Regions from separate parts of the Mus musculus genome. Here region 1 is linked to region 2. Evidence: chromatin loops called from intact Hi-C (ENCODE). Cell type or tissue: heart. All regions are shown on one strand. Links, peaks and the distances in the headings refer to the core of each region. The heading gives the core; the rest is flanking DNA.

Region 1 (14,909 bases), core at 2,464-10,463, 410 kb after region 2:
GGGGCTAACTGTGGGCACAGCTGTGCGGATGTGAAGGGTAACATGTCCAGACATGTCTGGTTCTAGCAGTTGCTATGCTGTGCTGGACGGTGGGGAATTAGGTGAGGACCTGCGGTGTCTGAAGCTTCAGCGTTCTGGGGGTCTCTTCTGGGTCTTTTGTGCATCCACATTAATTTTAGAAATTTTCATCTAGGTCTATGAAGATATTATTGGAATATTTAGGAAGACTATATTAAATGTATGGGCGCTTTAAGTTGCATGGCTATTTTTTTTTATTATTAATCCTGCCAATCTGAGAATGTGGGAAGTCTTTCCGTCGTCTATCATCTTCATGTTCTTTGGTGCCTTACAATTTTCACTGAAGAAACCTCTCACCTCCTCGCCTAGGTTTGTTCCTAGGCCTTTGTTTTTTAAGCAACTGTAAATGGGATTTCTTTTTCCTCCTAGTTTCTTTCTCAGCAAGTTTGTCATTGGCATGCAGAAAAGCTAATAATTTTGTATGTGTTGGCTTTATTACCTCCTATTTTGCTGGAAGTGTTTATTGGATCTAGCTGTTTCCTGATGAAATCTTAGGGTGTTGTTGTTGTTGTTGTTGTTTTTGTTGTTTGCTTTGGTTAAAGGCCATGTCCTCTGCAAATAGAGATGAGTTGACTTCTTGTTTCCTGTGTGTGTCCCTTTTATTTATTTCTTTTATTTTCTTGCTAAGATTTCAAACACTATATTGAATTATTGAATTATTTATTTATTTATTTATTTATTTATTTATTTATTTAATAATATCCTTCCTTGTCTCTTTCCATATCTTAAAGGAAACTCTCTGAGCTTTCTCATTTTGAATAATGATTGTTAGAGGTTGAGAGATTAACTCGGAAGCCAGGCAAACACAGACCCCGGATTCAGTCTCCAGCTCCAAAGAGTAGTTGTAGTGATGATGATGGCGATGGTGATGACAATATTAATATTGTCATATGTTTGCCATGTGTATGCTTATTAAGATAACATGCTTTTCGTATTCCTAGTTTGTCAGGATATTTGTCAGGAAGGAATGTTAAACTTTAAAACCTGTCCTACATCTATTGAAATGATCATGTGACTTCTGTCCTTTAAATATATTTATATGCCTAATTACTCTTACTGATTTACATGTGTAGAGCCCACCATGAATTCCCTGCAGTGAACTACCTTGGTCATCATGCAAGATCTTCCTAATGTATTCTTGAATTCAATTGACAAGAATTTTATTCAGAACTTTTGCATCTATGTTCATTGGGGAGTTTGGTGGCTACTTTTCTTGTGTGTGTGTCTGTGTGTCTGTTGTGTCTGTGTGCACATGCGCACTCCTATCCAGTTTGGAGCATTAGGGTAATGCTGGCTTTACAGGATGCTTTGGGTACCACGCCTCCCTTTCTTATTCCATAGAACAGATTGAGAAGTATTCATGTAAGTCCATCTTTAAAGGTTTAGTGTAATTCTGTAGTGACTCTGCCTGGCTTTCTTTGTTGGGAGATTGTTTCTATTAATGCTTGATCCTCAGTGATTGTTATGGGTCTGTTTAAGGTTTATTTCCCAATTGATTTAATTTTGATATGTTACATATGTCTAGGAATTATCTATTTTGAGATTTTCTAAGCTACTTTAGTATTATGTTCAAAGTTGCCTCTAAATATTCTCTGGGCTTCACTGGAGTCTGCAGTAACCTCCATTTTCCATCTCTAGTTTTATTAGGTTGGGTCTTCTCACTCTTTCCTTTCATTTGCCTCAAGGTTTATTAGTTGGGTGTTCTCAAGGAACCATTTTTTATAGATGCATTTGGTACCTTTATTAATTTTATATATTATTCTTTTATTCTCTGTTTCATTAATTTCTGCCCTGATCTTTATTTTTTCTTGACATCTGCTAGTCTGGGGCTTGGATGTACATGTTTTTCTAGGACATTGAGGTGCATCATTAGACACTGTTGGACAAGCTGGACCACAGCCTGAAAGCTATTCTAATACATCCCTTTCTGTAAATGATAGATAGATAGATAGATAGATAGATAGATAGATAGATAGATAGATAGATAGATAGATCAGCTCTGCTGCTTTCAGTGCAACATCTAAAAAAGTCAGGGTTTTTTTCCAGAAAAAAAAAAAGCACTTAAAATCCATATGGAATTTCAAAAGACCATTTGTGCTGCCTCAAGAAAGTATCTATTACTGAACAAAATATTGTTGCCTAGCAGTTTCCTCTGAATTGAAACATTCTTCCAGGAGAGGGGAGGAAGACTGTGAGACTCAGAAGGTAAACAGCCTTCTTCGTGTGTCTTGGATAGCTGAAACCCACAGGATTTATGAGAGGCCCTCTGCAGAGGTGCAGGGGCAATAAACATCTGCTGGGGAAGGAGACTGAGGGGCTGAAAGGAGATTCCTGGGAGTGTAGAGCTGCCTGTAAGCTGTGCAGGGAGCCCCAGGGTGCAGCTTTCTAAGTCACCACCCACTTTGGGGTAGGGATTTTGCATCATGCAGATGCAAGTGACTCCTCACCCAAAGCTGCTGTCAGTGACCCCACTAAGAATTCACTGGATCACCAAGTTGGACTTTGATGCAATTGCTTCTTTGGTGTGTTATGGCTGCCTTTCTCAGTGCACAGGCGTATGATGTTCCTCTTGTTGAATAAGTCTTAAGCCCCATTAGAATGAACAAAGGACAGACAGTGACATTTAAAAAGTGACAGAGACACGTGGATACAGAAACGCTGGGGTCAGGTAGGTCTTGTGTACTCTAATGGAGCCACTCCTACCTCTACCACAATCTGGAACCTTAGAATATTTGTTGTATGCAGCACAGAGAGAGCGGTTAGCTAGTGTATATAAAAATAGATAGATAGATAGATAGATAGATAGATAGATAGATAGATAGATAGATAGATAGATGATCCTGTTTTTCCCACTCAGACCCTGCTCCCAGAATGACGACTCTGAGACTAGTTATTAATGCCTAGGCCACAAGCTTTGGCTCATTTCCCTACTAGCTTGTAACTTATTCAACCTATTCTAACCATCATGTCTTCCACATGGTTAGTTACCATTCCTCGGCTTCATAGGTTCAAGTCTAGGGCAAATCTCCTCTGTATTCTATTCTCAGCTCAGCTACCTGCTGGTTTACCACAGTTTCCTCAGCGTTCCCAGGCAATTCTCTCAAGCCTCTCACTATTTCCCAGAATCCTCTCCCTTCTGCCCAGTGTCCCACCTCCCATTTTCTGCCTCAGCTCATTGGCCAGGGCTTTTATATTGACAGGTGTTGCTAGTCTGAAGGAAAGGCCATCCAGATACTGCCCCACCTGGGGCTTCATCCCATACACAGTCACCAAACACACACTATTGTGGATGCCAAGAAGTGTTTGCTAACAGGATCCCGATATAGCTGTCTCCTGAGAGGCTCTGCCAGAGCCTGACATATACAGAGGCGGATGCTCACAGCCAACCATTGAACTGATCACGGGGTCCCCAGTAGAGGAGTTTAAGAGAAAGGACTGAAGGAGCTGAAGGGGTTTGCAACCCCATAGGAAGAACAACAGTATCCCCCTCCCCCAGAGCTCCCAGGGACTAAACCACCAACCAAAGAGTTCACATGGAGGGACCCATGGCTCCAGCCACATATGTAGCAGAGGATGGCCTTGTAGGGCATCAATGGGAGAAGAGGCCCTTGGTTCTGTGAGGGCTCAATGCCCCAGTGTAAGGGAATGCAAGGGTGGGGAGGCAGGAGTGGGTAGGTGGGTGAGGGCACACCCTCATAGAAGCAGGAGGAGGGGAGATGGGATAGGGGGGAGTCTCCTGGGGGGAATTAGGAAGGGGGATAACATTTGAAATCTAAATAAATAAAATAGCCAATTAAAAAAAAGAGAGAGAGAGTCTCTCTACAAGCTAGTCTTGGTAGGGTAGGAGATCTCTGTAGGTAAGCAGTCTGTGGGTGTTTACAAGGAGTCTCTGAATATAAACATTTGAGAGGAAGAAGATAGGGTCACTGGGTTTTGCACCTATGGCTCAATCGTTCATAAACACTCCTAGTTGAGCCAGAGGAAGACGGTTTTAACAATCCAAAGCCTGACCCATGTCATCAACAGCCATACATTCAGCACTTCACTAACTCAAGGCTTCCTCTGCTCCCTACAGAAAGGGGAGGAGGAAGGAGCTTAAAGGGAAGAGAAATGGAAAGTGTAAATACTGAAAGCAGAGAGGGGACTATTGGGGGAGGGGGGCTAGCAGGTAAGGGAGCGAGGCATGGAAGGGCAGTGGGCAGTGAATGAGAACAAAGTATAATAAGTTAATGCGTGAAAGTGTCACAGCGAAACCCATTACTCTGTACACTGACCAAAATAATAATAACTTGAACAAATATTAACTGTTGGACCCTAGTCTCACTGGTAGAAAACCATCCATGGAATATTCATTGCCTTGTTTATGCTCCCTCTTTAACTCCAATTCCACATTCTGATGTTGCCTACCTAATTGCTACACTCCTCAGCAGATTGCAAGCAGCCATGTCTTCTCAACCCTATTTAAAGTGACACTGACTAATTTCCCACAAGTCCTTGGACCTCTCAGAGGGAACTATTAAGAGATGGTCTGCCACAGGTAGCATCTCTCCTCTCCATACCACTGTCTGCATGATTATTGTAGCCTGTGGCTGCATCTTACTTGCTTCTGGCTCTGGGGCAGTTTTTGGCCAACCACAGCCCTCTCCTTTTATACTCAGAGGCAGAGGATCAGAGAGTTTTGTTGTGAGATAGTGTCTGCTAGTAATATCAGAAGCTATACTCACACAGTCTTACCCACGTGACTGCCCAAACATGCGCTGAACAAGGACAATAACAGGCATACCAAAGTGGACAGGGAAAGCCCAGGAGGCCATAGCCCTACACAAAGGACTCAGGCAACGAAGGAATGCTGACTATAAGAGAAACAGTCTGCTCCAGGGAAGAACACAGCAATGGTTAGTCAATGCCAAGGAAAACATGCATACAAGTAACATTGTACAGACTGAGGAATATCTACGTATAGGCATATACATAACGTGCTTGTAATAGCAATGAAAAGAGGACATGAATTTGGAAGGAGGAGTATATGGTACTGTTTGAAAGGAGGAACAATAAGAAAGAAATGTTGTAATTATGTTATAATCTCAAAATAAGAGCAATAACTTTTAAAAAATTCTAATCATAACCCAAAGGATGAGGTAGGAATTGTAAATCCATGAATGTGCAGCTCTGTTCACACCTTTCTCTCAGGTGCAAGCCTCTTGCTGAGTTCTCTCAGGTGCGAGCCTCTTGCTGAGTTCTCTCAGGTTCCAGCCTCTTGCTGAGTTCTCTCAGGTTCCAGCCTCTTGCTGAGTTCTCTCAGGTTCGAGCCTCTTGCTGAGTTCTCTCAGGTTCGAGCCTCTTGCTGAGTTCTCTCAGGTGTGAGCCTCTTGCTGAGTTCTCTCAGGTTCGAGCCTCTTGCTGAGTTCTCTCAGGTGCGAGCCTCTTGCTGAGTTCTCTCAGGTTCCAGCCTCTTGCTGAGTTCTCTCAGGTTCGAGCCTCTTGCTGAGTTCTCTCAGGTTCGAGCCTCTTGCTGAGTTCTCTCAGGTTCGAGCCTCTTGCTGAGTTCTCTCAGGTGCGAGCCTCTTGCTGAGTTCTCTCAGGTGCGAGCCTCTTGCTGAGTTCTCTCAGGTGCGAGCCTCTTGCTGAGTTCTCTCAGGTTCCAGCCTCTTGCTGAGTTCTCTCAGGTGCGAGCCTCTTGCTGAGTTCTCTCAGGTGCAAGCCTCTTGCTGAGTTCTCTCAGGTTCGAGCCTCTTGCTGAGTTCTCTCAGGTTCGAGCCTCTTGGTGCCCCATGGCAGAAGTAACTGCTTAACAGTTGACTCTTCAGAAGATAAAAGGCCCAGTTTCTTGTGTTTTCCAGCTTCTCTGCTATAAATATCACCACCGTAGCTGATTGCAAACTATCAGCATTATAACTGAACACAGAGTTTGGAAGCGACCACATAGATCTAGCTCTTAGCCTGTTCCAGCTGGCCCCGGCACGTGGCAGCCAGCAAATGCTAATGTTTAAATGTGGAGAGTAGTTATTTTCTTTTAATTTTTGAGACTGTCTCACTGTGTAGCCCTGGCTGGTCTGGACCTCCCTATGTAAACAAGGCTGGCTTCAAACCCAAGTTCTGGGATTAAAGGTACCTGGCTTATAAGGTACACTCTTTATATACCATGGACCCTAACTAACTGCCCCTATTTTTTAAAATATGTATTTTTTTTTAGAATTTCGCACATGGATTTAATGCATCTTCATTATATTCCCCTCTTTCCTGATCCACACCCCCTCCCCCACCACCCCAACTCCATTTCCTCTTTTATTACACTCACTGAGTCCAGTTTGTACTGCCTATACACTCACGGATGTGAGACCGTCCACTGAGGCCTGGTCATGCTACCAGAGTCCACACAGGATGCCTTAAAGAAAGCGGACCCTCCCTCCCCAGCAGCTCTCACCTCTCAGCTAGGAGTGCAGGCTCAAGATCCCCTCCCTACTCTGTGCTGGATAGTTCACTGGCTTGGTCTCGTGCAGGTCTCGTGTAGCCACAATAGCTGCTATGTGTTCATGTATGCAGTAGTCCCTCCCGCTGTGTTCAGAAGACATTGCTTTCCTCTGCTCCTCCTTGACTGATGGCTCTTACGATCTTTCTGCTCTCTCTTCTACAATGACTCTGGAGCCTTGGGGGTGGGAGTGGACGACGTCTCAGTTGCTGAACACCCAACTTATCCCTGCGCTTCAGTTGTGAGGTTCTGCACTAAGCACTGGTCACTGCACCGTGAAACTTCTCTGGTGAGGTTCAAGAGATGCTCTGATCCATAGATATGGAGCTATGGATTTAGAGCCTGTCCCTATCTTATAGGAGGAAGTGGCCATCTGCTCCTAAAGCAGAAGGGAAAACATGCGAAGAGAGTTCGTTGCTCTCCGGCACAACAGCACCATTGTGGAAGTCACAAGAATAATTTTAACAGTATGATTCCTACCAGAAACTCTTTAACTTCCTTTCAATGGCCTTAAGAAAGAATTAGGAACTACTCATGTAGTCCCGCAGGGTGGGGCTGAGGTTAGGGTTACAATATTATAGTGAAAGACCTTTCTAACACAATGTTTTCTCCTTCGCTGTCCCACACGTTACCCATGTTCTCAAATATCTATGTCCCCTGAGTGTAATCTAAAGCCACTCGGGATCCAGACAAAGTAATCCATTTCCCACTCCTACTACTAAACTGTATAATCCTAAACAGATCTGTGACCACCAATGATTCTGGCAAATGAAGGCTTCCCTGAAGATCTGCTGGGCAGATGAAGTAAACGGGTTGTAAAAGCTGCTTCCACTTCCAGGAACAGATGTGCTGAGCCACAGGCATGCAATATTGCCACCTTGTGGCTTCTCACAGAATTGCCCAAAAGGCAAACATTCCTTGGAGGTCCAAAAGGAACCTTACTAGGGGTGTGGGGAGTGCAGTCTAGAGTTGTGATGAGATTCAGAGCTATGATTATAAGAAGCCAGTCGGTATCACAGGAAGAGACTGGCCTCTACCAACCACCATAAAACTGATTTGGGGAGTTGTTGTTTTGTTTGGACAATTATCAGCTCTTTGGCCCCCAAAGACAAAATTATCTAAATATACATTTTACAGTTGAAAGGAGAAGATAACAGTTCCTACAGTTTGTTCAAACACTCGTGATTATCGGCTGCCCTTCATATTGTTCTTGCCCCTCTTTCCTATTCCAGATTCCCAAGAATAGAATGTGCCTGACTCCCACAGTACCCTGTAGATCTGGCCAATCATCTCAGTTTTCAGTGGAGCCATGGAATATGCTCCCAATACCCTCCATCTCTTAGAAGAACAATCTCAGGTTCCAATCTCGTCCCCGGTGCTTCAGATCCAAACCTCCAAAATTTCACATTATTTAGTAACAGATTTGGTGGCACGCTCCTGACAAACTCAAGTCAAGAACCCCCGAGGAGAATGGCAGACTAGAAGACGTTTCTACGCCACCCTTTAAATGAGAAGAGCCACAATAAGAAAAATAGACACTTCTGAAGAGAAAGAAAGAAGAAACGTTTTAAAATGCACCAAAATAGTGTTAAAATACCTGGAAAGTGGGGAGGAAAGACAGGTAACGCATGAGAAACAGCCAACGTAAACACAGACCAGCAGCATGGCTGTGGTGTGGACAGGGTGAACAGACTTCTCATAAGCTAAAGGAAGCTGCCCTGGTGAGAGAAAACTGGCCGTCCTGCCCTCAGAGCAAGTCCTCAGCCCTCACAAGCCTGAAAACCAGTGGCAGCTTTTGTGAGACAACCATTCCTCCGGCACTGAGAGAGGAAGCACACCCAGCAGCTGCGTGCGCCTCAGAGCGGAAGTGACCCGGTTTGAATGAGAAGGTCTCCCACAGGCATGTGGATTTGAACTCTTGGACCCCAGATGCTAGCACATTTGGAGAGGTTATAGAACCGCTAAGGTATGGAACCTTGCTGGAGAAAGCGCGCCCCTAGAGATAGGCTTCGTTAAGAGTGTAGCCTGCTTCTAGTTTACCCTCAGCTTTCTGTTTGAGGTTGAGGATTCAATCATCCCCGCTTCCTGTTCTGGCCCCTCAGCCTGCCGTGGACTCTGCCTTTGGAACCAGAAGCCAGAATCGGCATGTTGTTCCTAAGTGGCTGCTGACTGGCCATGCCATTTTCCTCACAGCAACAGAAAAATGTCTGATCCAGACGTTGGTACAAAAGAGTGGGTACGGACAAAATAAAAAAAAAACAAGTGAAGAACTTGACCATGTCCTTTAGAGCAGTGTGGAAGGCTTGGGAGGACTGGACTAGAAAAGTGGTAAGATGCTCTAAAAAGAACGTAACGGCCGCTCTAGCTGGAGCTTGGAAGACAACAGTGCTGATCGTGCAGATGGTAGAGGCATGCTCACAAGAGGCGAGCAACATTAGCAATCGTGCCAGAGACAGTTTCTATATGCTGGCAAAAAGTCTGACTGTTTTCTGCCCGCACCCCTGAGAATGCACAGAAGGCTGAATTTCAAGTCATGAACCAAGTTTTGGCAGAGAAAGTCTCAAGCAACATAAGGTCGAATCCGTGAAATGGGCATTATTAATAACTCTTAGGCAGGTCTACAGTGAAAAAGAGCAAGCAGGATCATCATGTACAAAATGTGTAGTTATGAGGAGAAAAACTCTAGCAAGCTTAATGTGGCTCCCAAGGTATGATCTAGAAATGAAGCTGTACTGTTAAAGGGCTCCGCGCTGTGCCGTGCAGGAGAGGCATCCTGCCCTGTACTGAAGCAGAAGGAAGTGTGCCCACACAGAGAGGCCCCACCCAGCTAAACTTCAGATTTGTCAAGGACAAAGCCTAAGGGCTGCTTTGTCCTGGAAAGCAACATTGCTTCAACATAGGATGACTGCTTAGCATGTGGTTTAAAGGTGGGAGGCTCCCTCCCAAGCTGGCAGCCAAACTTAGCATCTATCTGATACTGGCAATAAAGGCAGGGGAGACACGGGACATGGAGCTGCAGAAAAGCACAGGATTAGGGGTGGAGGCCGTCCTATCAAGACCACGGTGCTGTAGTTGGCCGCTTCTCATTCTCTCACTTCACGCTCCCCCTCCCTCCGAAGCTCATCTCTAGACAGCCACTCCCTTTACACAGACAGCCTCTGGTAACTCTCCTAATTGCTCTCCCACTTCCAGACCTGATCACAGACCCCCGCCAACTCAGGCTTCCTCTCCTAACTGAGCTCATTTTGAAGGGTAATTTTGTATCAGCTCCTTTCCTAGATCAACCTACCTCCCCCAGTCATCCCTGATTCATAAAAGATGAGGGGTAACCCTGGGAACGGAAGACCTCTTTCTCACACCTCCAGGAGGAGGCCATCAAAGCATCAGAAGGCTGATCTGTGTACAGATTCCGTTTCCCAGAAAGCCCCCTCCCTCACTGTGACCTTACACAGCTGAAGATGAAGCTTTTCCTGGCTTTCTGTGAAAAGTCCCGCATTTACTACTTTTTGCTGGTGATAAGTACTTTACAAAAACAACTTAAATGTTGCAAGGCTGCATTCCTTCACAGTTCCAGCCCCAGTCCCTCTGGGGAAAGGCATGGTGGCAGGAACTGATGATTCACCTGTGTCTACAGTCCGGGGCTGAGAGCAGTGAACTCTGGTGTATTCAGTTCAGGACCCCAGCCCATGAAATGGTGCTGTTCACATTTAGGGTCGTTCATTCCACCTCAATGGACTGAATTTATAAAATCCCTCCCAGACACACCCAGAGGTTTGTCTTTTATGTGATTTTAGACCCTATCTAGTTGACAGCAATACAAAGAACCCTAGCCACTAATCCCATTCATGGGGCCTCATCCAACTGTGACCTCACATCCCAAAGGACCCACATCCAACACCCTCCACACTGGAGATCATGTATGAATATGGGGGTAAAACAATGTATATCAATTAGCAAATTTTCAAATACCATTACTTGTTAAATGGTTTCTTCTCCTTCTCCTCCTCCTTCTGATACGTCACTGTCCATCTGCACTCTTCGGTTCACTGTTGTTTCTTGTAAAAGCTCTTGAGGTATTATGGAAATTAGCTATCTGTCTGCCCTGCATGCTAGATATGTAAATAGAGTTTCCGGGAAAAAGACCCAGTTCCTGGATTCACAGCCACCCAACCCCATATACTAATTAAAGAGCTAAGAGGTGATAAAGATCAAAAAAGCAAGATTTAATCTGTGTTCACCTTGGAGAAAGGAATGGAGAAAGGAGTCAGGTGACCCCAAGTCTGTTTTCAGAGTATTGACATGCTCTGAAAGAAGAGCATGGAAAGAACTGGGAAGAGACAAACCATGTACAACTCAGCAGCCCTGGCCAAGGTGCAGTCTGGCTTGTCACTGTTTCTGGTCTTGTTCTGCCAGGTGTTTCTAGGAGGCTCTGTTGCTTGCGAACCAGAACGGCCTCACCGTCACAGAGACCTGGCCTCACCCAAGGGCTTGTCTGCCCTTCGAGGCTGGCTCTACTGTTCCTAGAATCCAGGACTGCTGAGGACAATAACCTGAGATGTTTAGATGCCCCTTGGATATCTACAACCGAATGTTGTGAAGAGCAGGCAGTAAGGTGCCTGAACCTTGAATGAGAGCTGTTAAGTCCCCCCAGCTTGTGGACAGATTCCCCCTTGAGTGATCAACATGCCTACATGCAGAGGTGAGCAGGTAGCGCAAAGTAAAGGAAACAGGTGTGGAAATGCAAGCCAGACTTTTCATTCCACCTTTTAGTTACCTTGTGAGCCCAAGAGCAAAGCCAGAGCTTTTCAACAAAAGCAGCTTCCACAAGCCATTATTGATATATATCTTCACACTGTACAATGTGTCCTTTTCTGTAATTAGCGCTTGCTATCCCCACAGGGCCTTAAAGGGTTCTAACTGGCCATCTCTGACATAGGGCAGGGACAGGTGGTAAATATTTGTGGGTAGGCAATCAGGTAGGACAACATCCCAGTTGTAAGCATATATTGTTCCCCAGGGGAATACCAGGCCTCTACTGTAACTATCTGACAGGAATTAAGATATTCTAAAGATATCCTATAGTCCTCTCATTGCCTGTTGAAACCCAAACAATTGGGATTGCCCCCAAGAATTTCATAATGAAAGGAAGAAAGGGGTAGAACCCTAGCCAAGCAGTCTCCCAGAAAAGATTTCCCACCGTTAGCCTTTCAGTAGACTAGAGCTGGGTCAGTGGTCACAGGCTGGGACACACCTTGGCTGCGACTACTCAATTACAAGTGCCTCTTGCCTTCTACTTAAACCTAAACCTCACGTGTGGACCCCAAGTGTGGACTTAGGAAGTCACTAGAACTGTTTCTCTCCCCAGTGTGGCCACATCGCATAAACCTCTTTTTTCTGCTTCCCAGTATTACTTCGTCGCTTTAGTTAGCCTGTTGAGGACATGTGACCTGCCTTGGCTTGTCAAGGCTGCCAGGGCCCAGGTTTTGACCTTCATAATTCCATCCACATGCATAGTCCTGTGAGAAAATGTGAGATGCCACATTTTGCGGATAGACCAGAGAATTCATGGAGCTGAGACAGGAGTCTGATAGTCACCAAGAAAAGGGGAAAGTCAGCTTAGAGAGGAGGTGCTTTTGAAGTGTCTCAATCGAGAACACACAGTACCAACCACAGCTACTGAGAGCTTTCGACTGCTCCTTGACTGAGAACAGCCTCAGACCCTCCCCAAACACAGGTCCCCTTGACACTGAACACCAGAAGGGCAGCCCCTGACTTTGTAACTGTAGCACAGGGTCAGAATGGCCTGTACAAGAGGAAGCACTATGGTAAAGAAGCCAGGGCTCTTTGTACAAGTACTGAGAGCTTGCCTGAGACGGGAAGAAGTTCCCTGAGAGGATAAAGGATGAAGAGGAGCCCATGGGCCAACTCTGCCTCCAAGAACAGAAGAAAGTATGGCTTATCATTCAGGGATCTGCCTCCCCTTCCCTGCTTCTCAGGGTCTGACCTGTAGTACTCTTGTCTTCCCTGAGATCACTCTGGAAGAGATCGGGAGACACTGTCAGCCCCTGCCAAGCTATCTCTGCCAGGACCTGGGTACAGTCGCCATCTGGTGGTTGATAAGCAAATTACCAGTAGTGATTCAATAAAAGGAGCTGGTCACCACTGGACAAACCTATAACAAGTGTCTGCTTTGTGCCAGCCTCTCTGGGCACAATGACAGAAGCAAGATCGCTTCATTAGGAAGCCTTCAAGCCAGCGAGAGGCGGAAGCAGAAGCCCGTTCCCGGCAGGCTGTGAGCTCCCGTGTAAAGGTCCCTGGAGGCATCACTCACAGGGAGACAGAGCAGGCCAGACCATGTGATTCTGAAATGATACAGGAAAGTATCCTAAGGTAGCAGGTGACTTCGAAGAGCAGGTGCAGCCCACACTGTGAGGGAAGAGTGTAAATGTAGCCTTGAGGCCAGATCTCTGCTCCTGATTAGGCCAGGTAGCCAGAGACTGAAGGAGCTGACCTCATTCGGGTGGGTCAAGAGCTCCTGAGGGCTGAGGCAGATTGGCTGAGGCAACAGTCTTAAAAGGAAACAGAAACGGCAAAACAGCTCTTCCAGATAAGCTGTAGAATTAAGAAAGATGGCCTCTAGAGACCAGGCTCCAGAGAGGGGTTCAGACAAGGAGCTCCCCTCCCACGGGTGAAGGTGTGAGCTCTCAGGCAGCTCTCCTCCCAGAAAGACTCTATACCAGTCTCTTCACAGATGCTCCTGTCTGCTGGGGACTCTGCAGCTTGGCCTCCCAGACACCAAGGTCCCCAAAACCTAGAACCCAACCCTGACTTCTGCTCAGCCTGAGCCTTAGAGTGGAGATGCCTCCCACCCTCCACAGCCCCTTCACTGACTTTCTGCTGAGAGAGAGACAGACAGACAGACAGACAGACAGGGCCTGGTGTGGGGTTTTGAAACCTCAAAGTTCATTCCCAGAGACATTCCTTCACCTCCTCCAACAAAGATGCATCTCCTAGCCCTTTGCAAACAGTTCAGCTGGGGGCTGAGCATGCTAATAGATGCACTGGGGGTGTATTTTCATTTAAACCACTACAGTGAACTTATTCAACTATACCCTAGGCCTCCTTGGAAGCCAGGAACAGAACTGGCTACAAATAGCCCTGGAATTTAGTCTCTAAGTTCACCCCAACTAACTTGTTCTCTAAGTGCACCCCAACAAGTATTGGCAGTTCAATTTCCTTCTGGGACAGTCTCCATCCGTACAGTACCCACAATTATATTAGTGCTTCTATCCAAGCCTGAGGACCACAAATTCCCTTCAAGTCCCTGTGCCCCTCAGTTTTAGACACCTCCTCTCCCGTCTTATAAACTGCTGGCACCCGATTTGGACAGACGGAGGCAGCAATTGTCCCAGGTCCTTGCTGCCCAGGCTTGTCCTCTGGGAAAGGACAAGCCAGAGGAGCAGATTCCCTCTTCTGCATATAGAAAATCACCAGACCCAGCCTCGCCTCTCCACAGGTTGATGGTGGGGGCAGGAGTCACAATTTTTTCTTTCCCCTTGCCAACATCTCCTGGGAATTATCCTTGACTAAACCCTGGTCACCATAAGTCCACATGAAATTTCATGCATAGCTGTTAAGACAGAAACCAGCTGCTTTCTGGTTGTAGCTGAGACCCATTCTACAGGAAATTCTTTCCTGTCTCTGTACACCTGGCCAAAGATCCGTGTTTCTAGAGGTCGTAGGCCTTGGAGTAAACTTTTGTTTTGCCAAATGGACATTTTGTCAGGCAGCTCCTGTTTATGTGGATATCCGGCAGCATATGCTCTCAACCTTGATAGATAAAGCTGCTTTGAGCAGGGAACAGCAGTTAACACAAAAGCTCGTGGCTTCTTAAAGAATTAGTGACTACTGAGTGTTCACCCTTGAGTACAACATGTATATCACCCCCTCCAGTGTTCAGGGAACATGACAAGGGAGGATGCAGAAAGAACCTAAAAGCCAGAAGGGGAGAGGCCTGCGAATCATTGTCTTCTGGACGTGACATAACTGTTGCAATCACAAACTCACAGCAGCTGAGATTGTCTGCAATGGGTCTGTGCAACCACCAATGATATATTGGGGGAGGGGGGACTCAGGAGCCTTGCCCCTCCCCCAGGGAACCATTGGCTGCTGTGGGAAGGAGAAGTCACTGTAGTCAGTGGTGGCCATGCTCTAGTAAATAGTTACATCTGTGTTCGCAGGGGTAGCCCTCACTGCACTCGGTGAGTCACAAAACAGAACAAAAGAAGACCTGAAAGAGGGAAGGGAAATTGCTGGCAGGAAGGTGAAGTCAGTGGGGTGGAAGAGATATAAGAGAGGGTGG
Region 2 (14,909 bases), core at 3,589-11,588:
TCAACCAGAGCCTGGCCCTGACCCCTCCTTGCTCACATCCAGGACACATCTGGCTGGTCCAGCACAAAGCTGAGAAGAAAGGAAACCGTGTTCCTGGGGATTTATGAAGCCCTCTCCACTCAGGCAGATGGATACCACAGCAGCCAGGGGGACTGGCATTTGACCCCAACTGACCAAGGGCTGGATCTGAACTTGTTGTTCCGTCTGTAACCCCCTGAGATGGGAAAGATGAACACAAGGTATAAAGAAATCAAGATCGGGACTAGTGGCTGTCCCACGTTCCAGCAGCCTGCCCGCCTCAGCTTAGCTCCATGCCCTCTTATGGGAGACCAGAGGAGCAGGCCAGATAGGAAATGATAAATTGTATTCTTCTCCTCTCCCTTCTCCTCCCCTTCCCCAACCTCCCCTCTCCTTTCCCCATGCTTGGGTCAGGCAGAGCAAAGGTCAGAAGAGACATTCTCCTGAAGGAGAGGAAAGGGCAGGCCCGGGAGACTGGGGCCTGCGCAGAGCACCATCCTTGGGATGGGATGTTACTGGGAGACCTGCTCCTCATTTGTGATGGCCAGGAGGAGAAAGGCTGGGTCCATGAAAGGAGCAATGAGCAATGTCCCTGAATGTCAGGGAACAGCTGGGAAGCCATCTCCTCTGCCCCGCAGAGATACCCCAGCCAGATCCAGCCTCTACACATGAGTCTGCATGCGCTGCTGGAATCGCTGGCCATAGTCTGAGTGCTGAGAGGTGTAGGAGAACCGAGTGGCGGTGGCATACTTGCCAATAGGGTCATACGCTTCGTAGGGGGTCCTCTCCAGGCCAGAGGGTGGGGCCTGGGGGTAGCCTAGACGGTATGTAGGATACCCAGCTGCCCCGGGAAAGGGGTGGGAGTTGAACTTCTCATAGTTCTCGTAGGACAGCTGGCTGGTCGTATCGGTGCCACCCGGAGCAGAAGGGCCAGAGGGTGTAGGCTCTGTGCCATAGTCAGAGGCAGGGGCCCGGCTGTACGTATTGAGCTGGGCATAACCACTGGAGTGGGACAGGCGGGATGATGGGCGCCCATCAAAACGAGTAGGGCCAGGGGCACGGTAGTCAGCATACAGCACCGCCCTGGAGGACGGGCGATCTTCGTGGGCGCGCACATTGTAATAACCATTGGTGGGATCCTGAGGGCAAGAAGAGAAAAGGGTAAATGTGGGAACTTCCCCCAGTGTAATAAGCTCTCCTGAGTCTTCTGCCCATGCCCAGCTCAATCCATGTCTCCTCCCCTTCTCACCATACCGGTGATTCTATCTTCTGTTCCTTCTGCAGACTTCTTGACCACTCCTCCCTGCTGTCCTCCCCCTGCAGATCCTCCTACCCCACGTCCCAGCCAGCCAGTCCTTGTGCCTTGCATCAGTCCTTCCCCTCACCTTCATCTCATACTCTTCCCGGGTGTCAATGGTGTCACAGCGCAGGTCCTGCTTCAGATCCACATCATCCTTAAAGGACTAAAGAACAGGTGTGGGTGTCAGGAAACAGCATATGGTTTGCATATACTCGACCCAGTGAGTGGCACTATTAGAAGGTGTGGCCCTGTTATAGTAGGTGTGTTACTGTGGGTGTGGGCTTTAAGAGCCTCATCCTAGCTGCCTGGAAGCCAATCCTCTGCTAGCAGCCTTCAGATGAAGATGGAGAACTCCTCAGCTCCTCCTTACACCATGCCTGCCTGGATACTGCCATGTTTCCGTCTTGATGATACTGGACTGATCTCTGAACCTGTAAGCCAGTCCCAATTAAATGTTGTTCTTATAAGAGTTGCGTTGGTCATGGTATCTGTTCATAGCAGTAAAACTTAACTAAGGCAACAGATTTCCATGCTCAGAGGCCACTTGCTAAAGGCAGCTCTGGGGTTGGGGCAGGCTTGTGTCTCACCATATAGGTTGAGGTAGGACACCAGAGACCTGGCTTCTAGTGTTAATTTTGTTGCTAGTGTGTAATATGATATCATGAGTATAACACTGCTACCACTGGGGAGTGCTGCCTTGGCTCAGTAATGAGAAGGTTGAACTAAAACTATCTACAGATTTTCCTCTGTGTGAGGGAAGGATGAGGCAAAGGGAGTTGTGGGTAGGCAGGGGGGAGAAAGTAGTTATGCATATGTGTGTGAACGTCTATACAAGTAAGTGTGCACTAGGGTACCAGTGTGGGTGCGTTTATTTGAGAGCAGGTTGGTACATAGGAACTGGGGTATCAGGAACAGGTTAAATGCACAGAGGAATTAGAGGTAACGGAAATCATTAAAAGCTGGTGGGGCTGGCCGTAGGACAATGAAGAGCCTAGGCCACGTTGAAAGGAGCATTATCCTCACCGAGTAGATGGCCTTCATGACCCGCGTTGCCGTGGAAATGCTGGCAGTATCATCCTCCCGGTCAGAGTGCATCGTAAGTGGCTCCCGATTCACCGTCTCCACCTTGATGTCCAGCTTCCTCAACGTCACATCCTTTCGACCTAGGACAGGGAGATGTTGCTGGGGGCTTTCTACTGGTCTGCACGGTTGACTTCTAGCCCCAGCCCCCTGACGAGACCTTGAAGGGTACGGTTGGGGGATGAAGGGTGTGTTGTGACTCTACGGCGCCTATACTCACTGCCTTTGCGACGTCGGTAGAGGAAGAACACTAAGGCAGCAAAAGAGAAGACGACCAGGATGCCGGCACCGATGGTGGCCCCGGCAATGATGCCCACAGGTAACACCTCTATAGAAGGGAGGGAAAGGAACAGGAATGAGGATGGAGCCACATAGGGGCCCAAAGATGTGACCATAACCTACTGGGGCAACTCTGGATTGTGTACAAAGGTAAGTTTTGCCTGGGCTGGGCCGTGTTGACATCTACGTCTAGGCCACATTTGAGAAGAGCTGGGCTGAGTCTGGTTTGTAATCTGTGCTGTAGTTTAACCAGAGTTGCCGTCAGGGCAGCCAGTGTTCCATCCCTGCCCTCAGTTTGCCTCAGAGCTCTCTCTTCCTCTACTTGGCATACCTTCCCATGAGCTGGGTCCCTCCTTCGTAAGCAGGGCTGTCTCCAACCTCCAGTCTGTGATCTCCGTTTCAGCCTCCACTCCCGTGTCCTTGCCTGCAAAGCTGTGTCTGCTCTATGTGCACGGCCCACTGAGGCCCAACGCTCCTCTCTCGTGCCCCCACTTCCCTTAGCTGAGAAGACACCCAAGGACTCTGCCTTTGGCTTTCTCTTTCTGGGGTTACTAGCTGGATCCAGACACTGATTATAGAGCTTCCCTCTCAATCCTCTCTAGCTGAGCCCCCCACATTACCCTCCTCTGTTCCCCACTTCCATCCTGCACCTTGAACGAAACTGGAACCATTAGCTTTCCCAGACAGTTCCCAAGGGTCCCTCGGTTCTCCGTATCTCTCTTTTCAACGACTAGTTCTCCAAAACAAACAAGTGCTATTTTCCCCTCATCAAACATATCTGTCAAAAGCTAGGTACCTCTTTCACTTTTGTCAAAGGTGCCCAGAGGGAATGTACCTCTTCTATAAAACCAAGGATGTTTGAAGGGTAGGGGAACCCTTGAACTTTACAAATATCCTCTGTTCTATTTTCTCAGTAACTCAGCGACATAGGCTGTATTCATCTTTTGCATATACCAGTTAATTTTTCTCAGTCTGGATTCATTTGTTCCTACTACGTATGTCCCTCCACTAAGAGGAAAGTTTCCTGTGCGTGGGGATGGCTTTCTGTTCATGCCTACAACTGTTCCTTCAAAGTTCAACACATAAAGATGTTCAAGGAACATTGACATAGTACATTAACTAGCAGACCACTAAAGTCAGCTTCTGGCAGAGAGGCCTGAGAAAGAGTTATCTTGCTTTGAACCTTGCTATAGAAAGAGAAGATGGAACTTCAGGCTATCCCGGCAGTTAGCGTGGCTGACCTCGCTCTTCCAGCTGGATGATGGCTGTGCCTGGTCCAAAGCTGTTCCAGGCAGTGCAGTTGTAGTGGGTCTGGAAGTCCGCCTCCATGACATTATTAATGGTGAGCGTGGACAGCACACCGCTGCCTGAGTTCGTCCTCTCCACGGTGTAGCGTTCCAGGGTCCCCACCTCGAGGAAGTTCTCCTTCCATGCCCATGCCTGGGATGGGGGAAGGCAGGAAGGATGTAAGAAAAGGATGCGTGGAAGAAGCTCATGCCCCAGGGAGACCCAACCCACTCTCAGGTAACCTCACCCAGCACATGTGTGGTCCTCAGGCCCTACATACCCTCATTCGGAAACAACCCAACACTGAACGTCTGCTCCACAAGTTGTGGCTCCCATACAGTAGACATCAGATTTATCTAGAGAGACTCTAAAAAACTGCATCCTTGAGGTTTATGTACCAAGTATGAATGTAAGGGAGAGGTCCAGCAATCAGCTTTTGCCGAGGTCCCGTGCTCTAAGTGTGACACTGGGTGGTATTTTGTGATGGGGAGGCAGCTGAGCTAATGAGCTGGTATTCGGATCTTGGATGTTGCTGGGAAGACTGGGTTGAGACTTGAGATCCCTGGGCTCCGTTTTCTATTCCTCTCACCCCAGAGCAACCATGAGGCCGTGATTTCCCTCTCAGGGCCTCATTGTCTTTATCTCCGCAATGGCAGATTCTGACCATGTGAGGCAATGCTCAGCCTCGTGATTCTAACCGCACCCAAGTCTATCTTACCAGCCTTACCATGAATCAACCCACAGAAACCTGCTAGGCTCTCTAGAGATGTATCTTAATTATGAGCCGGGAGTCAAGAGGCGGATCCCCAAGGCCTTCCGTCCCTGCCGTCCCAGTTGGGGCAGTCCTAACTGTGTGCTCTCATGGCATAAGGGAGGCTAAGGAAGAGGAGCAGCTGAGCTCTGGCTCCTTTCCAGGGATCAGTCCTCCCAGCTCGATGAGGCAAACCTCCCGGGAGCCAAACCGTCTTCTGCCTAGGCAGCTGTGGTAATGAAGTATCCCTGGGCAGCCCTGGAGTTAGCCAAATGGTCATTAAATGTGATGAGGGTTTTGATGGTTAGTGGCCACAGGAGGAATTAATTGTTTATGGTATAGGGGAGAGGAGAAAGGAATGAGGGATGGTCAGGGATTGTGGGAGGAAGGCAGGAGAAACGGGAGAAGAGCGGACAGGTGGGAGGGGGAGCAGAGGGGATGGAGGAAGGAGAGGGAGGTACGAAGAAAGACTGGAAGGTATTAGCAAGGGTGGAAGATGAGGGCAGAGGAAGGACCTTTGCAAGAAAGAAGCCTGACTCCAAGGAACTGCAGTAGGCTCATTCTTTCTTTCTCTTTTCTTTTCGAGACAGGGTTTCTCGGGTTTCTCTGTGTAGCCCTGGCTGTCCTGGAACTCACTCTGTAGACCAGGCTGGCCTCGAACTCAGAAATCCGCTGCCTCTGCCTCCCGAGTGCTTAGATTAAAGGTGTGCGCCACCACCACCCGGGGCCACTACTAGGTTCCTCACAACTGTGGCTGTAATGACTTTTATGAGGGGAGATGGCCTCCTTGTCACAGATGAGAAACTGGGGTTCAAACCACTAATCTGTTCATCATCACACAAGTAAGGGAGGAGGTCGTATTTGAACAGGTGAAATGGTACAGAAACTAAAAGGCGGAGGATTCTGAGAGTAGAAGAGGGTGGGGAGATGAAGCCGGGCAGATGGGACACACCAAGGGCTGCCTGCCCACGCCAACCCAGTACTCACAATTCGATCCGGAGGTGGGGTACTCCCGATAAAGCACTCCACCTTACCGCCATCACCTCTCACAGCAAACTGTACCGCCTCGCTGGAGATGATAGGAGGTCCTATAGGCAGGAAGACCCAGTCAGGCCGGTCAGATCTCAGGCCAACAGCTTCAGTGCTCTTTGGACAGGTCTCGGCCTCTTAAGGCACTCACCGTTTACATAAAGCGGTACCTCTCGCTCAGCCACTCCGATCCGAGGCACGATGGCCCGGCAGGTATAGGTGCCAGCATCTGCCTGGGTCACTGACTTCAGCAACAGTTGATTGCTGTTACTCAGGACCTGGGCAGAGAGATTAGCCTCGGGTGGGGAGCCAGGAAGCCTGGGCCCCTGGGTCGGTGAGGGCCCCCGCATTGGAGGCATGGGAAAGAAAGCATGAAGGGCCACAAGTGAATTCCCAGAAGGTAAATGGCTTCCTGAGTCAGGCTAAGACTCCCTAAGACTCTAAGCAGGCTGGCAATAAGCGCCTGCCCAAGTGCACAGGTGCCTGCTACGATAACTAAAAGGATACAGTCCTTTCTGATGATTCGTCCCTATGATTTTATTACCAAGCCAGGTAAGCCAGTTTAGTCTGAAATTTCCCTTTACAGTTCTGGCCCTAACTGTCAAATAGGAGTCGTTAGAACTGTGTACTTCAGCTTTCTTTGTGCGATTCCCTACCACCTCCGCATCATTAATGAATGCCCTAGATCTGACTACCACAGCAGCACCTCCCCCCCCCCTCCACTTCACCCTGAGTTCTATGCAAGTCCAAGGAGAAGAGGTATGGCTGACTGCAAGTACCCTCTTTCCTCCCAAACCCCAAGACCTAGAAATGGTCCAGTTTCGATGTGAAAGACCAACCCCATCCCTCCCGTTCTCTTCACTGCGCCAGCAAGTCTGTGCTCCACCCCCACCCCCCACCCCCACGCCCAGCGCTCAGAACAGGCAGGAAGAGAGAGGCTTACCATGTTTGAGTCCTTCTTGGTCCAGGTGAGGGTGAGGGGAGGATTCCCAACCCAGACACAGGTGAGGGTCACATCAGATCCAATGTCTGTGGTGGTGGGCTTTGGGTAAACTACAATCCGGGGGGCGACTGATGGGGAGAGAGGTGGCTGGTCAGAGTCTCAGGTGCCTGAGAATCATCAGCTCTGACTGGCTGTCTCTCTTCCTGACCCCTACCTCCCATGTTTACCCCTGTCTACCAGGTTAGTGGAGTTTTCGTCCCCTGTACCCCAGGACCTTCGAAGGGTCCTGCTCTCTGCCCCCTCCCCTGCTGCTCCCCTCCCAGCTACTCACAGTGAACATTCACTAAAGTGCTGACATTGGTGCTCCCGACTTTGTTATAAACCTCACAAGACACAGGCTCCGTGAAGAAGGAATAGTCAACGTTTGTCTCATAGCGACTCTCATGGGCGTCTTCAATCAAGAAGCCCCCTTTGGCCCACCTAGAGGATGAGGCCCAGGGATGGGAGATCAGAACCTGGGACTCTCTGTTATATTCAGGGACTCTGGTCTCCTCCGTAGCCCGCCCCCCACCCCACAACCACCTCAGTCCCAAGCACCTCTCCATTTATCAGGTGCATAGCACTCCCAAAACCCAATCCCCTCACCTGTAGCCCAAGATCTCTGGGTTGGCTGTGGCCTGGCATGTAAAAATGACACGCTCGCCTTCCAGCACTGTCTGGGGCTCGATGGACAGAGTCACTGTGGGAGGGTCTGCAAAGTACGGGATAGGAGGTCAGGGTCCTTTCTGTCCCCGAGTTTCTCCCTTTCCCTCTGTCACATGTGTATTCATACCACCTTGATGTGAAGTGAGAATTGAAGTTTACAAAATATCAGCTATCACCCTCACCCTTTCTACACAGAGTCTTTCCGGTGGCTCAGGCCAAGAATGATAGCAAGGGAATTATCCAGTGGATGTAATGACCTACTATGACCACTAGGTGGCACTGTGGGTTAGTTCAGCTTACTGTAAAGGGCCAGGGTAAGAGCATCCCTGACTAGGAGGAATGCATGGACATCTGGCAGGATGCTATGCTAGCCATGCTAGCCATGCTACATGCTCCTGTACCATAATGTCTTTAATACTCACAACTCAAGTAAGCAGGTACAATACTATACTCAATGCTCCACCCACCAACCATTATTGCCCATGGCTTAAACCAGGAAATGAGGGGAACATTAGTCCTGGACCCCTAGGCTCCTTCCTTATTCTGTACTTCTCAGGCTGCTATGTCCCCACTTCACGTAGCCTACCCAATGCCCTACTCACGGTGCACATCAAGCTCAATGGATGTCTCCTTGCCATTGGGGATGGCCTCATTCATACTGCGACAGGTGAATACGCGGCCAATGTCTAGGTCTGTGGGCTCAATGAGCAGTTGGCTGATTGTGGTCTCCCTTTTCCCATCCTTCAGCAGCTCCTGGGGGTGAGGGAAGATGGGAGTCAAGGCTAAAAGCCCCACCTCTGCTCTCAGAGACACCAAAGGGCAGACCTTTAAAGTGCATCTCCCTCCCTATTCCAACTTCATTGTAAAGTAGTTGGGTATTTTAAATAGCTTTCTGCAATTTACAGAAAAATCAAACAGAAAGGTAGTTTCTCCTCTCTACCACAGCTTCCCCCATTATTACATCTTACAGGAGTGTAGAAATCGTATTATAACAGATATTCTAATATTGATATCTTAAAACTAACTGAAGCCTGTGGTGCACACGAGCTTCCCTCTGTAGTGTTGAATTCCTGGAATTCTCTAAGCCCACAGTGAGTTTCTCCGCTTTTAGAAAGCCTTCTCAGGCCTGTCCAGACCTCTGGGCTCTCTCCTGCCTGAACCACTTACAGTGAGAGTGAGTGTCTTACACTTGGCCCTGGGTACCATGTGTTTCAGGGGTGGCTCTAAGGTCCTGGATTACTGAGACAGATTCATCAGCTCAGCATGCTGGCTCAGTGACACTGCAGTCATTTTCCATATTGTCACCCACCCACTTAAGGAAACCACACTGTGAACAAGAGCAAGGCCTTTCCTTCAGACAGCTATGTGTGCATCTCTAGGAGACCACAGCAGCACCTAACTGATGCAAAACACAGTGATATTTGGAATCACCAGTCTTAAGAGAATCAGCAAAAGACAGGAGCAGATAACAAATGCTATTAGCCCATCAACTTGTTTGGCTGCCAATATATTTTAAAACATGTATCCCCCAGGAGAAAAATAACAGTTTTTGATGGTTAAAAAAAAAAAAAAAGTTGGGCCCCATTGGGGTCAAATAATCATTTATGAAAGGGCAGAAGGAAGATATTTGTTCCAGGGCATGGAGGTCACTATGAGCTACAGCCAGAACCCAGGCCCCCCATCCTCACACTCTAGGACACACAGGTGGGCAGGTTCTCGTCCCACTGGGAAGTGGCTCTCACAGTGCCCAGCCCAGGGCAAGGTGCACAAACATGCTAGCCACTGCCATCAGCTTTGCTGTGTGACTCTGAGAATATGCACACAACCCTGGTTCCTGCAGCCTTTTGCCATTCTGACAGAGGACAGTAAAGGATCAATAGTGCAGCCGGACTCCAGTATCGAATGCCAACTTCGCTGCTTGCTCTCTGAGTGACATCCAGCTGGGCCCTTGCCTTCTCTGACCATCAACCTCCTCCTTTGTAAGTTGGAAGCAACACCTACTTTATGGGACTCTTCTGAGGTTTAAGAGAAATTGCCCATAACATGTCTACCAGGCATGGTACTTAGCAAAAAGGAAGTACTTATGGAAATGGCACAGTGAACCGGGGAGCCCATTTATCTCCTCTGGGCCTCAGTCGTCACAACTGTATGATAAAAGGGTCTTACCACATCTACCCGTGTAAGAGGGAAAGGAGAGACAATGAGAAGCTGGGGCTAAGAGGGGCCAGAGGGGGCAGGCAGGTCCTCACCGTGCTAGTCACAGCCCCCTCCTGCTGTGTCCCATCTCGGAACCAAATGATGGTGGCAGCAGGTTTGGCATTAAATGCTCTGCACGTGAGGTTGTAGGGGGTGCCTGCTTGCAGCAGAATCACCGGGCCCCCATCAATCCTTGTTTCCTCTGGAGGAACTGGAGGGAAGAGGAGAAGAAAATCAGCTCGGGATGCAGCGAACTGAGGCATCCTTCTGTCGGCGGGCATGTGTCCCCTCGGCAGGGCAATGCCGCCAGAGCCCCACTTACAATCACTCTACACAGTGCTCCCCGGGGAGAATTCACCCAGCTTGCGGGATACTCTCTCACAGCGGCTCCTATTGTTTGCTCTATACTCACCGCTGTTGCCCAGGAGAGTATAGAGGGCCACCTCAAGGTCTTGAGGTCAGATCATACCCTCGGGAAGGAAGGGTATCCTTACACCTAGCCCCATCCATCTGCCTGGAATGGCTGGATGGTCAACTCTATCTACCACACCTTCGCCAGGTTATTTCTTCATAGCAGTTAAGGGTGTGTTGTTCTCCTGCTCAAACACCTCCAGAGGCTGCAGCTGCCTATAGCATGGCTTCTCAGGTATCAGCCTCCTGTTTTAGGGTCCTCAAGCCCTGCAGACCCTTACCTCCTCGTTTAGCCTCTGCTGTTTCCTGCCCTCGCCCAGAGCTGCTGTTATCACCCTGGCCAAATCCTGGGGGATGCAGAAAGCTTCGTGTCCACCTGCGGCGGTACTGAGTGTTATCTGCCCACTGGCTACCCTTGGTGGTTGTCTCCCCTACTTCAATGCCCTGGGATAAGCAGGCCCAGGTCTTACTGGCATTTAAAAAGATTCTCCGCTGCCTAATGTATAGCTAAAACAGGCCTTTGCTGTGTGCTTAAGCACCTGAGTTGGCGATACATGTGGTTTTAAGAAGTAAGGTGCCTTTTCTAATACCATTGCCACAGACTTCTAAATGTTAAGGTGAGCCAAACCCTGTGTTTCCCAAGGCCAAGAGTCTTAAAGTTCCCCTAGGATAAGAGTTCCTCTTTTTTAATAAAATATTTATTTATTCACTTAATTAACTTGAGAGAGAGAGACTCATTATGTAGTCTAGGCCTGCACCGAATTCATCTTTTTTTTTTTTCCCTGAGAAAAACAAGACTAGGGAGACTGAGAAGAAAGTTCTAGAGGAGACCCTTGATGGGAGATCTCAGGAGGTCCACGGAGCTGGAGGCAGACAGGGCTGTCCCGGCGTGGGTGAAATGAAGGTTTCTGAGCCGGAGGTACAGTTGCTGACACAGCGTTCTGTTCAATTTGTACATGTGGAGTGGCAGAGTGGAAAAGAGGGTGGAATTTAGATCAGTGCCCTTCAGATCCCGGCCCCTCCCTTACTGTCACGTGGTCTTGGTTGAGCCCCCTGAAGGCCCTGAGCCTGTTTGTCCCTCAGAGGCCCTAACAAGGTCTCCTCACCGAGCCAGTGTGAGGGGAGTGAGGTCTGCAGAGAGAGTGTAGCATCCAGGGCACGTGTATAACCCGGGCTACTTTTACAGTGACAAAATGGTTCCAAGGCTTCTCTCAGCTAATTCTTCCCTCAGTCCTGGCTCTTCCCGTCTCCGCTCCCCAGCATAAACAACCCCGGTGACAGGGGCAGGGTTGTGGATAGAAGTGAGGGAGAGGAACCTGAGAAGCGGAGAAATGGGGAAGGCTTTCCTGGTTCGCCCAGTTCTCTACAGCTGTACCTTCCTACCACACTCACAAGAGCCCCTATCTGCGCAGAGACGCTGGGTTCTTGCTACAAAGAGAGCGAGACAAAGCACTTCCTTCCACTGGGCCTTCTGCCCTTGCCTTGTTTTTTTTTCCCTCCACTCAGGCAAAGACCATCTGTCACCTCCATCACCAACCCACATTTTGCTAGGATCTCCCAAGGTCTTTGAAGTCAACTGTCAGTTGTAAACTGGAAGCCAATTGGCAATAATTTCTACCATTTACCCAGAGTTTAACTCTTGTTTGCTGAAGTACCTTGTGCATATGACTTCATTTAACCCTTATCATAAAATCTCAGGAAGGAAGGAAGGAAGGAAGGAAGGAAGGAAGGAAGGAAGGAAGGAAGGAAGGGAGGGAGAGGCAGCCTGAAAGTATTATGGTGTGTATTACCATGCCAGAGAGAGAACCCCTGCCCGACGGTTGGGACTTCTTCAGGGTCACAGTACAAAAATGGCCAAGACATAACCTGAACCCAGGGGTTGGGATTCCCAGCATTCTGGAGCTCTTTTTTGTTACTAGGAGTTTCCCATATCCCCAGCCCCAAATAGGAAGGGATTTGGTATACAAACTCACTCATCTTAGCGCCTCTCTCCTTTCTCCCCACTGCAATGACTTTGTGTTAGAGGGAGGGCAAGGATGACAAGTGGAGACCAGAGGAAAGAGAAAGGGACAGAGAGTCAATACAAAGGAAAGAGAGGCTCTCAGACAGAACAGTCCAAGTAAGGAGAGAGAGAGAGAGAGAGAGAGAGAGAGAGAGAGAGAGAGAGAGAGAGAGAGAGGAGACAGAAGCACCAAGAACCATGACCACTGAGCTGCGGGGATTGTAAGACCTGAAGATGGGCCTCTGCTGCTTCCCCTTCTGTTCTGTGTGGAGGAAAGTCATCTCGTTATTCAGATGGCCCAAAGCGTGCCATGGTGACATCTACTCTGTCCCCTTGTGGGCTACCGCTGGGAGCTCAACCCCCACACCCAGCTTGTTTCTTCTGGCTCTGTTCCCCTGTTCCCTGATGTTCTAGGGAATGTCTAACAAGAGAGGAACATGCTGAGGGAAGGAGCAGCCAGGCAGGCTCGGTCGAAAGGGAAAAGGTCTGGGGTTCAGGGAGAGCAGAAAGCTGGAGAGGAACAAGCAAAGTTCTCTACACAAACCAGACTGCAAAACAAACCAGGAAAAGTATGGACTAGGTCTCCATCACCATCCTTTCTCAGGGCAGAGATCCCTGTCTGCACAGAGGCTCTGAGTCCTTAGTGTGATCTGGGCATAGGTTGGAGCACAGGATATCAAGCTTACAGAAACTACAGTACCCAGTAAAGGCTAGCATAGCACAGCCTCTTGCACACTGTATGTGCTTTTAGGTTTGTTTGTTTTACGATTTTTTTTTTTCTTTTTGAGGCAGGGTTTCTCTGTATAGCTCTGGCTCTGGCTGTGTGTGTGTGTGTTTGTGTGTGTGTGTACATGCACTTGTACCACATTATATGCATGCGCTTGCAGAAGCCAGAAGAAGGCAGTGGAATCCTCTGGAAGTAGAGTTACTAGTAGTTTTAAGCCATCGGATGTGGGTGCCAGGTACTGAACCCAGCTCTTCTGCAAGTGATTTTAACCACCTGGCCATCTTTTTAGTTGATGGCCCTAGTTGATGATGAAGTTCATGTAAGGAGTTGCTGAGAAAGAAAAACCAGGGAGAAAAGAGACATTAGGAGAAAGGCAAGGCTAGGGAAAGTTTGGGACGTTGAAGAGGGAACTGGAAAATGAGAAACCCAGCTTGGGAGTCATTACTGAGCACGGTGAGTTTGGCCCGCCGAGAGCGCAGGGCAGCCTCCGTGGCCTGGCACTCATAGGAAGCGTCATCAGACAGCTCGGCATCTGTGATCTCCAAGTTGTATTGCCCAGCATCCGCAGAGCCCACGACCCGGTACCGTGGCCAGGCTGCAGGGACAGAAAAGGGGAGACTAGAGTAAGACCAAGTCTTGAGGCCTCGCCCACTCCGCCCTCCACCCAAGACTCATTGTCTCCCCAGCTTCTCCTCACAGCAGAGCCCACATCCCTTCCAGGAGAGGTCTCCTTCCTTCTCTCTCCTGCCTACCACTGTCAGGTCAGGCTGTGAGGTACCAGACACAGACTCCATAGCTGTGGGACCGAAAAGCAGGAGGGATGATGAGGAAGAGAGAGAGAGAGAGAGAGAGAGAGAGGAGCAGACAAAAATCTGAAAAATCTGCAAAGCTGTTGGCTGGCAGATGTCTCTCATATGGATAGCAGAGGAAGAAAAGAAAAGTTAACCAGCACGGAGAGCAGAGAGAGGGCGCTGGTAAACATGGGGCATCTCAGTACTTACGGGGCGCTCTGTGTGGCTCACAAGGCCTCGCCCTCACCACACAGAGAGAATAAATAAGGTTTACTGGCTTCTTAAAGGACAATCCAAATGATATTTCTACTCCTCTCTAAGACACAGGGTGGGCCTCTGTGCCCGATCTGCCTTGCTTACAGGCTCCCGCTAACTCCCACCCAAACACCTACCGACCCCTCCCACTGCCTCCCTCTCCAGAGGCTATGGATTCCTCTGACTGCATATCTATCGACGTTGCTCTTTCTCATTTTCTCCCTCATCAACAATAGATCCGTCAAATCCATCTCCTTTCTTTATAGATTGTGCCATGCAGATTTCCTCGGCCTAGACACACAACAAATAATCTCACCACCTTCAAAAATAATAAGACCAGAAATATGTAGTCCCCCAACCCACTCGCATCATTACAGTGCCTCGTCGCTAACGATATTATCCTCAGAAAGCCCGTTCTGCCACTCGGCACAGAAGCCAAGGATGCGCTTTTAAGACAGGCAGGCTGTGACTGTTAAACCTGCTTCACAAATCAGCTAACCAAAGCAGAGCGGGTTTGCCTCAACTCATTCAGCGGGCAAGTGGCCGAGCTGTAATGAGGGCCAGGTATCTTGACTCTTTTTTTTTTCTTTTTCTTTCTTTCTTTTTTATTTGTTTTTGTTTTTGTTTTTGTTTTTTTTGAGACAGGGTTTCTCTGTATAGCTCTGGCTGTCCTGGAACTCACTTTGTAGACCAGGCTGGCCTCGAACTCAGAAATCCTCCTGCCTCTGCCTCCCAAGTGCTGGGATTAAAGGCATGCGCCACCACTGCCTGGTTGTATCTTGACTCTTTACCAAGAAGTGCTTCTAAGGGTTTCTGTGCTATCTGTGGGATATAGAGGGCTGGCGCTCTTTGTCTCCAACGGAATCTTTACGCTTTCTTCAGCACCGGCTGTATAGCTTGTGCTTAACAAATGCTTCTGGAATAATTAAACAAGAAGGTGCTTAGGCTGATGGTGTCTAAGCCGACACGGACCATGTAGGGGGCAAAGAAAAGCACGAAGCGCTCAAAAGGCAGACAGGGAAGGAAGAGATGCTGTAATTATAACTAAAACAAAAGCAAAAATAAACCAGAAAGGGCAGACAGTGCCCGAGCATACCATCTCGGGCATACAGGGGGCAGGGCAGGCTTCGCTAAC

The links. A loop is a pair of places that touch in the nucleus more often than their neighbours do. Peaks named below come from ENCODE experiments on the same cell type or tissue, not always from the same donor. Only the 100,000 strongest peaks of a DNase experiment are listed, where the experiment ranks them.
Region 1: a loop joins it to region 2, with 5 times the contacts of the local background. A loop is called at or near these places in 11 of 42 quality-filtered maps.

Annotation. Positions count from the first base shown.
Region 1 is chr3:87,491,890-87,506,798 of GRCm38, forward strand. The region is part of intron 1 of Gm40085 (predicted gene, 40085); the gene reads right to left. It also overlaps a transcript of Fcrl5 not described here. Among named protein-coding and RNA genes, the nearest start is that of Gm40085, 13 kb to the right of the region's middle. In heart, for the core only: a CTCF peak has its summit at 7,432 (motif pointing left); DNase peaks (open chromatin) are centred at 7,432 and 8,362; H3K27me3 peaks cover 1,730 bases.
Region 2 is chr3:87,082,464-87,097,372 of GRCm38, forward strand. It overlaps Kirrel (kirre like nephrin family adhesion molecule 1), which reads right to left. Exons shown (of 16, transcript NM_001170985.2): 4 at 13,174-13,323; 5 at 9,642-9,799; 6 at 7,995-8,145; 7 at 7,333-7,438; 8 at 7,019-7,167; 9 at 6,688-6,815; 10 at 5,896-6,022; 11 at 5,703-5,803; 12 at 3,919-4,117; 13 at 2,619-2,726; 14 at 2,342-2,481; 15 at 1,404-1,481; 16 at 1-1,157. The coding sequence ends at 681. Among named protein-coding and RNA genes, the nearest start is that of Gm24472, 23 kb to the left of the region's middle. In heart, for the core only: a CTCF peak has its summit at 7,658 (motif pointing right); DNase peaks (open chromatin) are centred at 4,868 and 7,648; H3K27ac peaks cover 998 bases.